2 separate regions of the Homo sapiens genome follow, and region 1 is linked to region 2. A link is an interaction called in ENCODE POLR2A ChIA-PET data of the cell type or tissue named here. Cell type or tissue: A673. All regions are shown on one strand. Region 1 overlaps PHC2 (polyhomeotic homolog 2). Region 2 overlaps ZNF362 (zinc finger protein 362).

Region 1 (2,500 bases), 99 kb before region 2:
GATCCCTGTCCGGTAGCTGTCTTTATCCATTTTACAGATGAGCAAACTGAAGCTCAGAGAGGTTCTCCAGGAGCTTACCACATCCGTCACGCACTCAAAGTCACCTAAGTAGTAAGTGGCAGGACTGGGGGCCATAGCTGGCTGAGTCAAACACTGTTCTTCATCTCAAGCCAGATCGTCCCTCTCAGTTCTTACAGTAATCTGGGGCCTCCTCAGCCTTTCCTGTTTCTGACCCAAAGCTGAAAGTATCTGGGGGGTCTAAGCCTATTGAGGGTTTGCAGAGTCTGGTGGAGACCCCATGTAAAGGTAAACACCAGCAGGTGACAGGCTTGAGGCCCGAGGGCCTAAGGCTAACAGTGCCTGGCTAGAATGCAGTACAGAGACCAGTGGCTCCACAGAACTTTCTATGGAGCAGCTGTGAGCTGCAGCTCCACAAAGAACCTCTCCCCAGAGACACAAAGCAGTGGGCCTGCATTGTTCCTGCCTCCCACCATCCTGTTCATTCTTCCTCTCTCCCACCCCTTCCTCTCTGTAAGCCCAGAGATGGCGCTGCCCCACTCCCACCTCCCATATGGAAGGCAGCTGGGGAGTTTTAGTAGGGGAAGGTCCTCTCAGGGCCTCTGGACAAAAAGACTGAAATCATTCTTAGGACCTAGTGCACGGCAGCCAGGAGCAGCACCTGTCTTGGGCTATACAGTTCCCTGGGCAGAGGTGACTTCTGGCCTCCTGCCCAGCCAACCCACTGTCAATGAACCAAGGGATCTGAGAGCAGGAGAGAAGAGCGTGCTTGAGCGTGTGTGTGTGTGTGTGTGTGTGTGTGTGTGTGTGAAAGCAAGTGTGTGTGTGTGTGTGTGTGTGTCTGGGAGAGAGAAAGCAAGCGAGCGCGCACACATTTTTTGTTTGTTATTGGAGCATTTTTTGAGCTGGCTGGCTGGCTGCCCCCAGGGAAAGTAACCAGTGGAGACTTGCAGTGGGCCAGTAGGAGGGGGTATGGCAGTGAGGAATGTGTTCTCCTGGGGGCTGTTTCCTCCCAGAGCAGGCAGACCCTCCAGTCCCAGCTGGGACTGCTCCCACTGACAGCTGTTTGGGGGCAAAGCCCCTCCCCCATGGCAAGCTCCCTGCTGTTCCTGCTCCTGTCACCTTGGCAACCGGCTTCTTCAGGCTCTGCAAATAGAAAAGGTCCCTTATGCCGAGAATAGGGGTGGGGGAGCAGGTGGGGGAGGGGAGTAAGGGGCGGAGAACAGAGCCTAAGAGGTTGGGCTTTGGAGGGGAAGGAGAAGGGCCTGGCTTGCCCTTCTCACTGACATGAGGACTGAGCAATGGAGGGCAGAAGAGAGGCAGGCAGCAGGGGTCCCTTGGGCCTGGCCTTCAGGGAAGCCGAGTCCTAAGGGAGTGGGCCACAGCCCCAGATAGGAGACTTGGTTCTTGGAGTCCTCATTCTAGTGGATAAACTCCAGGCTTTGGGTGCACACTCAGGCCCAAAGGTGAGGAGAAAGTTGCTGACTGGGAGGGATATGCTGTGATAAAAGGGAACTGTCGGGTTGTTGAAAAGCCAGGGCCCTTTCACCCAGTTGGGCCTCCAGATGCCAGGTCTTTGTTCTGCATCCTCAGCCCGCCTCAGGTCTCAGCTGAGGAGCGAGAACTCTGCTGGAAGGCCACACAGCTGCTTTGTTTGAACACAGAGAGCGTTTTGTGCAGGGGGCAGTGATTTCTGTCTGTGATAGGCTGGACAATGCAGTGTTGCTGATTCCAGGATTCTTGGGTACCCTATTTCCCTCCCAAAGCAGCCTCCAAACTGCAAGCACACTTTTACTTAGGGAATCCAATAAAAACCAAAGCATACAGGTGGGACTGTCATCTGCTAAAATCCCCAACGATTTTGATGAAGGTCATTTCAGCTATCCACTGTAGCACCAAATCTAGATGACTAAGAATCTCTTTTTATGTTAGGAGAAAAATCCACAATCATCAGCTATCAGTGGAGGGGCTTTATATTTTGCTTAACATCTTTGTGTGTACGAGCCTGTGTGCACGTATGTGTGAGAGAGAAAGCAGACTGACACACAAAGGGACTTGGCCTTGCTGGACGTTTCTTCTTTCCCGAAATTCTTCATCCTAGGCTTCTGTTAGACTATTTCCCTGGTTGCTGTGGGCTAATAGTAATAATTACCAGTTAATGAACAGCCATGTTCCACATACTGCACTAAATGCTTTACCTACATATCTCACTTAATCTTAACAGTGATTATTCCACTTCACAAATGAAAGAGGTATGGCTCAGAGTCACTGTCATCCCCAAACCATTTGTCCCTTTAATTATGTAGCTCAACAGATACTCATTTAGCACCTCTTATGTGCCAAACATTATGCTGAACACTATGGGTGTTAAAGAGATGAACAAGAGTTTAAATTCTAATGGGAGCTGCAGACATTTGAGTTGTGCTTTGAAACATGATTAAGTTTCAAGAATGGAACAGGAGGAGGAGTATCTCAGCTGGCA
Region 2 (2,500 bases):
AGGTCTTCCCTCCTGTCTCAACTTAAAGGTCACTTTTGACGTTTCCCACATAGGAATTGGGCTACCCTGTTATACACTCCCATGGTCCCCTGCCTTCTCCCTACCCCACCTTTGTATTAATACCATGCACCTAAATATGCTTTAGGCCTGTCTCCCCATCAGCCGTCACTGCTGCAGCCCCAGAGCCCAGCGCCAGCCATGCAGTAGGGCCTCAAGTGCCTAGTATACACTGGGTACTCAACAGATGTTCACTGAGGGAATTGATGAGGAGGGGTCTTTCCATGTGAGCCGTGAAGACAGACGAGTTTGCCAGGAGAGCCACTGCGGCAGAAGGGCAGCATGTGCAGAAGCTGGAAAACTGTTAACTCCCTGGGAGAGCAAAGGTTTCTCAAACATAATCCCTGCCCCCAGAGAGGGGCAACAGCTACTGCTGCAGTCAGGCTGGGAGGGAAGGGAGGGTAGTGGCAGCATTCTCAGGAGGGTGAACTCATCTCACTGTGGGAAGAACAGACTTCAGGAAGGTGGGACTTACTGATGGGGGAAGGGGAAATTGCAAGAGGGAGATGCCAAAGGAGAGTATGGCAGGTGGAAAGAACTGCATGTGCAAAGGCCCCGAGGCAGGAAAGCACACAGCATCACGTGGGTCAGGGGTATAGTGCAGGAATTCACAAGGGAAGAAGGGTGGGGTGGCTGGAGCCGTTCATAAAGGACCAGAGTTGCAGGCTAAGGTGCTCCGGTGAAAGAACATAGGGGGGACATGGGAGGTCCCTGAGCAAGGGAGGGCCATGGCCAAGGTTTTCAATGGACAAGCTGTATGGGGCCAGAAGGATGGCCTGGAGAGGATAAGCAGATGGTCTAGGAGAGGGAAACTGAGGCTTCTCATGTTTTAGGCTCCTGAGACACGCTCAAAGTTTGCCTCCCATGGCCCCTCTGCCCTCTGCCACTCCAAGCAGCTAGAACCCTGAGCCCCAGCCACTGCACCCCACCCCACTCTCAAGACTTTGGGCAGTCCTGGCCAGCACCAGAAACACACTCCTGGGAACTTCCTTCCCCGGAAGGAAAGAGGCTCCCAGGGTCCTGGATCCAATTAGACCGGGTTTCCGCAGCCCCACGGGGCTGGGAAGGGCTGTTTTCATTGTGATGGCAGGGCTAATCAGAGCAGGAGGGGTTGCTGTCTGTGCCCAGGTCAGTGGGAGCTGGGAGCCTGCCCCTTCCCCTCACTGTCCCTCCCCCTCCCCAACACCCTCAACCTCTGGGCCCCCCATTCCCACCTCCAGCTACCCAGAGACACTGAGGGCGGTTGAGCCTCTCTGGGAGCCTCAGTGCCCTCATCTAGGGAAGGGGCCATGACACTCTCTCAGTTCTGAGAGAATGTTCTACAGGCTTGGAGCACATCCCCCTCCCTACTTCTATTTCTCCTGGGGACCCCCAGCTCCTATCCCCACAGGGAACTCCTTCTGCTTGTATGAAATGATGATGGCAATAATAATAATAGTTGCTTCCTCCATGCCAGGCACCTTAAGATACTTTACAAGCATTTCTCACTCTGGCTCCTAACGACCCCATGAGGTAGATGCTGTGAGTGTTTTGAAATATAACATATATTCAGAAAGATGCTTAGAACATGAACGGACAGCTTAATCACTTACAAAGCATGTATCAGGAGACCTAAGAAGCCCTCACCCTGGGTCCTTTCTCAATTTCAGTCCCCATGTGTCCCCCAAGCTTCTATGGTCATCACTTCTTTGTTTGGGGTCAGGAATGAGGCTCAGAGAGGTAACTAACCTGCCCAAGACCATGCATCTGGTGCAGGCAGAGGTAACAGAACCCTCTGTCAAGTCCATTTTCTCTCTGGGCCTCCTTTCCTGCCTCTATAAGGTGAAGGGGTTCAACCAAATCATAGTCTGGGCTCCTGGACCCTTAAAGGGGAAATGTGACAGCTCAAGGGTTCAAAGTATGGATTCTGGAGGCAGATAGCCCCAGCTCAGGCCTTTGGGATTGTTACCTAAATCTCCAAGCCTCAATTTTCTCATCTGTAAACTGGGGATGATTATGGTATCTCCATGGGTTGTACTGAGGACTAAGTTAGCTAATATGGATAAAATCTTTCGAACACTGCCTGACACACAGTGAGGACTCCTGAACAGTCAGCTGCCATTGCTGTTGCTAGGTTCTCTAAGGCCTAAGGGAGCCTTTCCCAACATTCCAAAGACCCACATGGAAATCTGACCAGCCAGTAATGCCATCTAGGGGGTGGGGGGTGGCAGTAGCTCTGGGTGGCCTTCAGGACCCACAGGGACCATTCTTCTGACTGGCAAAGATCCAGGTCTGAGATTAACTAAAAACAGGAAAGCCAACTGCTGGACCCTGGCTCTGGCCCGGCCCCCAGGAGCTTTCTAGACAGGTCTCAGGGGTCCTGGACAGGGAACCCCTGGCAGGCAGTGAAGCCTGCTTCCCTGCTATATCCCAGGACCTCCAAGGCAGGCAGCCTGTGGGGCAG

Evidence for each region. Peaks named below come from ENCODE experiments on the same cell type or tissue, not always from the same donor. Only the 100,000 strongest peaks of a DNase experiment are listed, where the experiment ranks them.
Region 1: POLR2A ChIA-PET joins it to region 2 with 9 read pairs; 2 of 35 experiments call an interaction of 5 or more read pairs at or near these places.

What each region holds. Positions count from the first base shown.
Region 1 is chr1:33,362,719-33,365,218 of GRCh38, reverse strand. The region is part of intron 7 of PHC2 (polyhomeotic homolog 2); the gene reads left to right. PHC2-AS1 (PHC2 antisense RNA 1) reads right to left here. Exons shown (of 3, transcript NR_125978.1): 3 at 1,974-2,153. Among named protein-coding and RNA genes, the nearest start is that of PHC2-AS1, 14 kb to the right of the region's middle. RefSeq lists a silencer at 777-1,071 and an enhancer at 1-2,031. In A673, a CTCF peak has its summit at 923; DNase peaks (open chromatin) are centred at 498 and 1,038; H3K4me3 peaks cover 970 bases; H3K27ac peaks cover 2,500 bases.
Region 2 is chr1:33,264,061-33,266,560 of GRCh38, reverse strand. The region is part of intron 1 of ZNF362 (zinc finger protein 362); the gene reads right to left. Among named protein-coding and RNA genes, the nearest start is that of ZNF362, 8.8 kb to the right of the region's middle. In A673, no CTCF peak of the experiment used is centred here; no DNase peak of the experiment used is centred here.